Regions from separate parts of the Homo sapiens genome. Here region 1 is linked to region 2. Evidence: chromatin loops called from intact Hi-C (ENCODE). Cell type or tissue: B cell. All regions are shown on one strand.

The links. A loop is a pair of places that touch in the nucleus more often than their neighbours do. Peaks named below come from ENCODE experiments on the same cell type or tissue, not always from the same donor. Only the 100,000 strongest peaks of a DNase experiment are listed, where the experiment ranks them.
Region 1: it touches region 2 in a loop (2.5-fold over the local background); 9 of 110 quality-filtered maps call a loop at or near these places.

The regions. Positions count from the first base shown.
Region 1 is chr16:10,804,529-10,809,528 of GRCh38, reverse strand. The region is part of intron 2 of TVP23A (trans-golgi network vesicle protein 23 homolog A); the gene reads left to right. Among named protein-coding and RNA genes, the nearest start is that of TVP23A, 12 kb to the left of the region's middle. In B cell, no CTCF peak of the experiment used is centred here; DNase peaks (open chromatin) are centred at 448 and 2,628.
Region 2 is chr16:10,751,003-10,756,002 of GRCh38, reverse strand. It overlaps NUBP1 (NUBP iron-sulfur cluster assembly factor 1, cytosolic), which reads right to left. Exons shown (of 11, transcript NM_002484.4): 4 at 3,325-3,393; 5 at 250-282. Among named protein-coding and RNA genes, the nearest start is that of NUBP1, 9.7 kb to the right of the region's middle. In B cell, no CTCF peak of the experiment used is centred here; a DNase peak (open chromatin) is centred at 2,732; H3K4me3 peaks cover 550 bases; H3K27ac peaks cover 1,572 bases.

The DNA of each region.
Region 1 (5,000 bases), 54 kb before region 2:
GCCACAGGCGAGAGCCAAAGCACTATGGGTTACCTTGAATCACAGAAGCTGTAGCCTCCGTTTCCCACCAACCTTTTCTATGACTCTGTTTACCCAGACCCAAGGCCTGCTGGCCAACTCAGTCCCTCCAGTGCAGGGGCAGTGGGTGGCAGATACAACAGTCCTCGTGGAGCCTCTGTGCTACGGGAGGCCAGGGTCATTCCCAGGCAGGCCCCCATCAGCCCAGGCCCGATGTTAACCCTTGACTCACAGTGACCTTGAACTTGAACAGTGACCATGACACCTTCTGGGTACCCACTTTTCTTTTCTGTAAAATGGGGTTGATGTTGGCTGTATTATAAGGTTGTAAAAAGATGATTAAATGAGGTGCACAATGTGTTTAGGGGACCTGGCAGGGCTCCTGATGCCCCTTGTGGGCTTCAGAAGTGGCACCTGTTATTCTGATCACGAGTGTGACTTCCGCATCCTGGGCTGTGCAGAGGCATGTTCTCAGCTCACCCCATCACACTGGAGTTCTCCTGGAGTTGGAAACTGTCTTCCTGTGGAAAGTTATGTTATGCTTTCAAGGCACTGTTTTCACAGAATTCCTCCGAACCCAAAGGTCATGGGCTTCCATGAATTTCCACCCAAAGTAGGAAAGTCTCTTCCTGCCACAGACAGATTTCTTAGATCTAATTTTGGTCTCAGCTGTCAGAGCTGGTTTTGTTTGTGGGGTTTGACCAGTGTTTCTTTTTCTTTTGGGGAGTTGTGGGGGGATAAGATCTTGTTCTGTTGCCCAGGCTGGAGTGCAGTGGTGTAATCATGGCTCACTGCAGCCTCAACCCCCTGAGCTCAAGCAATCCTCCCTTCTCAGCCTCCTCAGTAGCTGGGAATACAAGCATGCACTACTACACCCTGCTAATTTTATTTTTATTTTTTGTAGAGACCGGGTCTCAAAACTCCTAGCCTCAGTGATCCTCCTGCCTTGGCCTCCCAAAGTGCTGGGATTAAAGGTATGAGCCACTGCACCCAGCCTGCTTATTATTTCTTGGTTGGTCCTTGTTCAGCCTAGTGAATGTCATATTGAGAAGATCATTGTCCTGTGGTCTCAGACACTACAGGAAATCACATGTTAGTGGGCTCAGGTCTTCAGGCAAACACGTGAAGTAAAAATCACCCCTGAAAATCCCTAACTAGCCAATCAAGTAACTTTTGTCTTTCAAGAAGTCTTTAGCCATCACTTTATCTGCCATTGGATACAAAAGCAGTCCTGGACATGAGCCCCGCTTGAAATTGTTGGCTGCTGTTTGGGGGAACTTATGTTGAATGAAAAATAACAATAGCAAACACTTCCCCAGCACTTACTATATGCAAGCACTATTCCAGGTTTTTTATTTAGCATAATTCATTTCATCTTCATTACAAACCTAGGCACTATCATTTTCTCAGAGTCAAGATTAAAAAGACTGAAGCTAACAGAGAGAGCTGAGTGACTTGCTCAATGTCACACACCTGTTCACTTCAAGGAAGGGATTTGAGCCTGACACGGTGGCATGCACCTGTAATCCCAGTTACTAGGGAGGCTGAGGTGAGAGGATGGCTTCAGTCCAGGAGTTCGAGTCCAGCCTGGACAACATAGCAAGAACCCACCTCTAAAAAGAAAAAACAGAGGAGATTTGAACCCTTGGAATCGGGCTCTAGACTCCATATCTTACATTACATTGTGCGCAGATACTCACAGGGCGAGACACTCAGCGTGAGCTTTGCTGTGAGAACAGCAGATTCAGGGCTTCCATCTTAGGCTTACCCTGGGGAGTACTTTATATGTTCCTCCTGTAAATGCTGATGCAGAATTGACCCCACTCTTTAGAGCAGCTTCTCAGCCTTGGCACTATGGATATTTGAGGCAGATCATTCTATGTGGTGGAGGCTGTCCTATGTATCATAGGATGCTGGGCAGCACCCCAGCCCCCACCCACTACATGCCAGTAGCTTCCAACCCCTCAGATGTGACAATGAAAAATGTCTCCTGATGTGGCCAAGTGTCCCCTCACAGCCACATTGCCCCTGGTTGAGATCTCTGATTTAGATTATCCCCTCTCTGTCTGGGGTTTGGATTTGGATAAGTGAAATTTGTATTTGAGGGAACTCAAAGCACCTCTTAATACTTCTGTGTGTGACATTGACCCAAGAGAAGCCGGAGGTGTGGGGGGCAAGGAAGGAGAGGGCACAGGTGACAGTATTGATGACACCTTGGTGGGCACTCATCCTCTGAAATCAACAATAGCACATCTCTAATTGGTACCCACGCACAGACATGCACACACATCATGCTCCCACACACTAAGGAGAAGATTTTTAGTTTTTCTTTGTTGATTTTCCAGGAGTTCTGCTCACCTCAATGAGTGAGGACCCCTTATCCAGACCCCTGTCCCCTGAGCTTTTGGGGAACAAAGTTATATTGTCACCGGCTCTCTAAAATCTATTTTGAAATTATAGAAATATGACACATAAGCAGGTCCCATCAAGAGCTGATTGTTTAATTTTAAGGAAGGTCCATGATTACCAAGGAAAATAACCCACAGAATCACGGAACTAGACAAATTTCAGTTCTCTTTGATTAGGGCACGGAATTACGTATTTTGAAATTAACTCCTTACATCTAAGGCAGCTTAACTTCCTCTTATTTATATTTCTTGTTCACATGAAATTATTGCATAAGCTGTGTCCACAACAAAATCACTGAAGGGCCAGGTGTGGTGGCTCATGTCTGTAATCCATGCACTTTGGAAGGCTGAGGCGGGTGGGTTGCCTGAGCTCAGGAGTTCGAGACCAGCCTAGGCAACATGGTGAAACCCTGTCTCTACTAAAATACAAAAAATCAGCTGGACGTGATGGCAGGCGCCTGTAATCCCAGCTATTCAGGCGGTTGAGGGAAGAGAATTGCTTGTACCCGGGAGGTAAAGGTTGCAGTGAGCTGAGATTGTGCCACTGCACTCCAGCCTGGGTGACAAAATGAAACTCTGTCAAAATAAAATAAAATAAAAAACAATAAAATCTGAAGTGTGATTTCTGCTGACCTGTGACCCACATAATCTGGGAAGGCATTTGGGAGAGGACATTGGCCAGGTTCTTTGATGTTTTATCTTGGACGGCAGCTTGACTGCATGGACCTAGAGTATTTAGTTCTTTTCTTTTTTTCTTTTTGAGACAGACTCTTGCTCTGTCACCCAGGCTGGAGTACATTGGTACAACCTTGGCTCACTGCAACCTCCACCTCACAGGTTCAAGTGATTCTTCTGCTTCAGTCTTCTGAGTAGCTGGGATTACAGGCATGTATCACCATGCCTGGCTACATTTTGTATTTTTAGTAGAGACGAGGAGTCACTGTGTTGGCCAGGCTGGTCTCAAACTCCTGACCTCCAGCAATCCATCCGCCTCAGCCTCCCAAAGTGCTAGGGATTAAGGGCGTGAGCCACCGCATCCGGCCGAATATTTAATCATTCATTTATTTCAAGGTTGGCACTTTTGCCATTTGGGGCCAGGTCATTATCTGTCCTGTGTATCATAGGAGTTTTGCAGATGCTGGTAGCAGCCCCCACTGTGACAACCAAAATGTCTCCAGACATTGCTGGGGGACACTCCAGATCGCCCACCTCTTTGAGAACCACTGGCTTATTCTTTTGCTCATTCATTTATTCATTAAACCAACAAACATTTTCAAGGACCTTTGTGTGCCAAGCACAGTTCTAGGGACCACAGAGAAAACCAGATAGGCTTGGTCCCTGCCTTCCTGGAGCTGACATTTTACTTAGGGAGAAGACAATAAACATATAAGCAATGATCAAAACAAAGTAACTTGAGAGAGTAAAGCGGAATGTGATAAAAAAGCGTCCAGGGGCCTTTCTTCAGCCCTGAGGAGTCCTCTTCACGTGGAGCCCAGCCTCGGGGGTTCCATGGCCCCCTGCTAACCCTTCACTCGTGACAGGAGCAAGCCGGCTTCCGAGATGACTCAGAGACAGCCACAAATCATGTTCATGGATTCCCTGCATTAAAGTACAGATGTATCTCTCCCCTGGACTTTAAGATACTTTAGAATAAAAGTTGCAAAGTGACAGTCAGCCAACTGACTCCAAGCCTCCGGTATGCTCTTGTCGGCCAGGGAGATATTTTACATTAATTTGAATTTAAAATTTAAAATTAGAAAAGATCACATTAGGCTGGGTGCAGTGGCTCACACCTGTAATCCCAGCACTTTGGGAGGCTGAGGTGGGCAGATCACTTGAGGTTAGGAGTTCAAGACCAGCCTAGCCAACATGGTGAAACCCTGTCTCTACTAAAAATACAAAAATTAATCAGGCGTGGTGGCATGCACCTGTAATCCCCACTACTTGGGAGGCTGAGGCACAAGAATCGCTTGAACCCAGCAGGTTGCAGTGAGCCAAGATCACACCACTGCACTCCAGCCTGGGCGACAGAGCGAGACTCTGTCTGAAAAAAAGAAAGAAAAAGAAAAGATTACATTAAAAATCTGGATTGCTCAGAATAGATGAACACACCGAGACAGAGGCAGATTGGTGGCTGTCAGGATCTGGGAGGAGTGGGGAGAATGGGGAGAAACTGCCCAAGAGGTACAGGGTTTTGCTTTGGAGTGATGGAAATGTTTGGGACAACAGTATGAATTGTTCCCTTCATGCCACTGGAGTGTGTACTTTAAAATGGTTAATTTTGTGGGTTGTGAATTTCACTTCACTAAATTGGTTTTTAAAAATATGATTGCTGGCTTTTTTGTTTGTTTGTTTTAAAGACAATGTCTAGCTCTGTGGCGCAGGCTGGAGTGCAGTGGCATGATCACAGCCCTCAGCAGCCTCGAGCTCCTGGGCTCAAGCGATCCTCCCCCCTCAGCCTCCTGAGTAGCTGGGACTGCAGACATGTACCACCACACCGGCTAATGTTTTTGTTCTTTGTAGAGATAGGGTCTCTCTAGTTGCCTAGGCTGGTCTCAGACTCCTGGCCTCAGG
Region 2 (5,000 bases):
ACTGTCCTGGTTGTTCAGTTACATATTACTACTTTTGTGCTACAACAGCAAGGAATGTAGGCCCACATGCTGAAAATCTTTACCGTCCCACACTTTACAGAAAAAGCCTGCCAATCACTGGTTTTAATCACATCCTCTGTGCCTCGAAAAGTACCCTAATAAATACCTATGGACCAACAAACCACAAACCCATTATGTACACACAACCACACACTACTGTGAAAATAGGGCAAAGAGGTGAAAACTCACCACTGGAGACCAGCCTGAGCCACTCTGGTGAACCTGTGTGAACATGAGCACCGATGTTCATTAGTAGAAATCATGTACCCTGGTCACATTTCATGCACAGACAAATTGTACAAAGTAAGACGATGGTTTTTTAAAATATAATTCATTGTCTTACATGGTACCACGAAATTCCTAAAAGGAGGTGAACAGCTAGGGCGTGGGTAATAAAGATGCAACTCAACTCCCTTTGTGCCCTAAGCTGGGTTATTTGGAAACTCTACTTGGATGTCTAGATAGGGAACCAAAGTTACTCAAGTTCAAATATGATGTTGTGTCTAAGGTATCTTAAAAGAGTCATAAAAATCGGCTGGGGACTGATGAGAAAATGCAGATACCTGTGGAGCAATGAGGTGGCTTTTGTAAAAGCACAGGAGTGAAGGGAATGAGCTCTCACGAAACAGCTGATTCAGAACCTGTCCCCAATCAGCTCCAGCCACAAAGGGGAGCTTCCTGGGGCAACAAGATTCAGACCTCTTCCCCCCAGCAGGTGTCCAGCAGCACACAAAGCGCACACTGAAAGTTTAATTTTCTTGATGAAGCCTTACTTTTCTCAACAGATTTACTGAGACATGATTCATAGACAATATGACTCACCCATTGAATGAGTGGCTTTCTGTACAGTCACAAGCATGCAGCCATCACCACAGTTTTATTTTTTATTTTTATTTTTGAGATGGGGTCTTGCCCTGTCGACCAGGCTGGAGTGCAGTGGCGTGATCCTGACTCACTGCAACCTCCACCTCCCAGGTTCAAGTGATTCTCCTGCCTTAGCCTCCCAGGTAGCTGAGATTATAGGTGCCCGCCACCATGCCCAGCTAATTTTTGTATTTTTTGTAGAGACGGGGTTTCACCATGTTGGCCAGCCTGGTCTCAAACTCCTGACCTCAAGTGATCCACCCGCCTTGGCCTCCCAAAGTGTTGGGATTGCAGGTGTGAGCCACTGTACCCAGTCACCACAATTTTAGAACATTTGCCTGACTCTTAAGAAGAATCCCTATACCCCTCAGCTGTCACCACCCCCCACAGTCTGTCTCACATCCTCCCAGCCTTACAGGACCCCTAATCCACTTTCTCTCACTGTGGACTGACCTATTCTGCACATTTCATGTAAGTGGAATCACACAACATGCGGTCCTCTGTGACTGACTTCGAAGTTCTATTAAAAGACACCCAGCCAGGCACAGTGGCTCACACCTGTAATCCAAACACTGCGGGAGGCTGAGGCGGGAGGATCACCTGAGGTCAGGAGTTCGAGACCAGCCTGGTCAACATGGTGAAACCCCAACTCTACTAAAAATACAAAAAATAGCTGGACGTGGTGGCGTGTGTCTGTAATGCCAGCTATTCAGGAGGCTGAGGCAGGAGAACTGCTTGAGCCCGGGAGGCGGAGGTTGTGGTGAGCCGAGATCGCGACACTGCACTCCAGCCTGGGCAACAAGAGTGAAACTCTGTCTCAATAAAATAAATAAAATAAAATAAAATAAAATAAAATAAAATAAACCCCACAAAACCATTCATTCCTATTTACACTCGTTTGCTAAGTCCATTTGTCTTAAAAGAGGGGTAAACAGGATGATCCAATAGTGCAGGAGAAGAAAATAGGGAAACTTCTATTTTCTTTTATTTTAAAATTTTCTGTTTCATGAAATAATTACGTGTGATGACAGTAGCTTATACCTTCACTGTGGCGTGTGCTACCAAATCCATTGGGGTATGTGACCAAGCCTCACAGGGTGACATCGCTCTCCTTCCCTACTCCCTCGGAAGCAAACCCCAAGGCCTTAGAAGTGCCTGCAAGGCCGGCCCCATCTGCTTCGGGCCACCCTCCAGCCCCTCTGGTCACTCCACTGAGGACACAAGGACACCTTGTGTCAGCGGCCCATGCAGTTGCTCCCTTAGCCCAGAATGCCCTTCCCCCAGCTCTCCCCTCCTGTCATCCTCTGCTCAAATGCTATCCCTCAGTGAGGGCACCTTTGACCACCCCTCAGCCCCTCTGACTCTGCCCTACTGTCCATCCCCTCACTCTGGGTTGGTTTCACATTATCTAGCATCTGCCTTCTCCCACCCAGACAGGGGTCTTCATGGACCTTGTTCACCACTGCATCCCCAAAACAGGATTAATGCATTCCTGGCACTAATTAAAGAAAGAACCAATCTTGAGACTCTCGGGACATCCCAGCACCCCCAGCCCCAGCTTCCATGCACTGCCCTTGGGGGAATCCTCTCTTGGAGAGCTTCTTGCTAGCAAGAAGAGGCCAGCAACTACATAGACTGCTACAGCCCTGCCCCCAGCCCACATCGCTCACCCGCCCTGCAGTCTCAGTTCCCCAGGGGAGACCACAAGGGCAGAAATATTCCCTTGCTTCCAGGGTACAGACCCATAGCAAGCCCTGGTCTAATGTTCCCAGTCAGAGCTAAATTTCCGTGTCTTACTTCTGCATTTCACTGGCTGTTTCCCTTCCCCTCTGAGGAGGCATCGAAACCAATGCTTCTCCAATGGTGTAGACAGACTTCATATACAATCCCGCCCCTCCCCCGCCAAGACTCACAGTTGTTGTTAAAAGTAGACAGATGGACTACTGAGCATGTATGAGCTCCTCATGTCCACATAAACATTTACAGGCCAGGTGCGGTGGCTCACGCCTGTAATCCTAGCACTTTGGGAGGCTGAGGCAGGTGATCACTAGAGGTCAGGAGGTGGAGCCCAGCTTGGCCAACGTAGTGAAACCTGGTCTCTACCAAAAATACAAAAATTAGTTGGGCATGATGGCACACCACTGTAGTCCCAGCTACTCAGGAGGCTGAGCACAAGAATCGCTTGAACCCAGGAGGTGGAGGTTGCAGTGAGCTGAGGTTGCACCACTGCACTCCAGCCCGGGCGACAAGAGTGAGACCTTGTCTCAAAAACAACAAAACAAAACAACAACAAAAAAACATTTATGGGCTCCGCATGCCTCTTTGTTGAGGTTTGACAGTTCAGTGCTACAGAGTTTGCCTTAAGAGAATAATTTCCTGAGTTCTGTAACCGGCTATTACCTGCTCTCCTTCCAATCCCATTATCTTGGGAATCGATGGCCCACATATATCGATGTCTAGAAGAGCAATCTGGGGACAAGAAGAGACCAAAGCGGTTATATAACTGAATGCACACACTCCAGACACACACAACTAGGAGGGGAGCGGGGTTAGAGGAAAAGGACAGGGGAGAAGACAGAAACTGGGTTAAACTTGGAGCCATCAGATTCTCCTGAGGGAGAGTCCTAACGCTGATCTCAAGGTTCATAAACACTGATGCCCCCATTCCCCTACCCCTCAGCCTGGCTGAGCTCCTCAAGGGTGATCTTACAGACCTGGCTGTCAGGTCACTTGGAGGCTCGGGCTCAGACCTTGTTTACTGAGCCCTGGTTGGAGGAGACGGGGAAAGGGACCTAGCGCCTGTTTGGCTTGTGTGACAGAATGGATGGAACAGCCAAGAGACGGCAGTGTTGGAGCCACCCTAAACAGCTCTCTTTTGCTCACCCCTCACCAAGCCTTGGTCTCTGCATCTTAAATTTTTCTCAAACTCATCCTATCTTGTTCAGGAGTCTCAGATACAAGCCAAATCTAGACTATTTAAGCAGAATATGAATGTATTAAAAAATATTGGGGGCTGGGTGCAGTGGCTCACGCCTGTAATCCCAACACTTTGGGAGGCTGAGGCGGCCATGTGCCTAGAAGGTAAGTATCATTATCTCTGGTTTACAGAGGAGGAAACTGAGGTTCAGAGGGGACCAGTTCAATAAGCAGGGAACAGAGCTGGGACATAAACTGAGGTCTTTCGGCCCCAACTGGGGCTCTTTCCAGTACACCACGGGCCTGCTGTGGAGGACCAGAGTGGAGCCTCTAGCTGAACCCTGACCAAGCCCTGTTTTCCTTTGATCCTGAAGGTGAATGATGGTTTAGGCTAAACTTACAGAACAGAAACTTAAAGTAAGATGGAAACCTGGAAAAGCTCTTTAGTTGTGACTCAGGTGCAGCTTCAGGCGACCCCATTCCACCCCAAGCCTTCCCCTCTGATACAGGAGGTCTGAGACGGCCTTCAGGAACCTTCTGAGAACAGGGCTAGTATTCATCTTGAAAGCTGCAATGACTCGGATCCAAAGTGCTGCACCTCCGCGTCACTTTTTAACTTGCCCTGAATTAGTTTCTTGCCACCCTCTTCAATCCTCTCAACAAACCCAGCCTCCTACTTCCTCAGCACCCAGCGCTGTCTCAAACTTGTGCACGGGAAAACGCCATCCACAGACCAGCACTGGCCTCAGGTGCCCTCTATGGAGCCATCCGGGGAGAACAGCAGAGCGACATCATCGGAAAACCTGACTTGCTCTCTCCGGACCTTGATACTTGGGACTGATGTGTCAATGATCCACGGGGAAATGACACTATCACTATGACTGTGATAGAGACTTTCCTCGATACTCTCAGGTTTCTAGTGACTCTGTCTCCATGCCCTTCCTTTAGGGAACAATTTAATCAATTCCCTTTAGAGGAATTTCACTCCCTTGGGGAGTGAATCTTGAGCGAAATGATGTAAGGATATGAGAAGCAGATCCAGCGCACTCTCTCACTCCCGTGGCAGGCCCGAGAGGCTGTTGACAAGCTCCTGCTACCCAGATGGCCAGGACGGCCCTGGGTCCTGTCTGTTCAGACTTCCTGTTGATCTTATTACTACC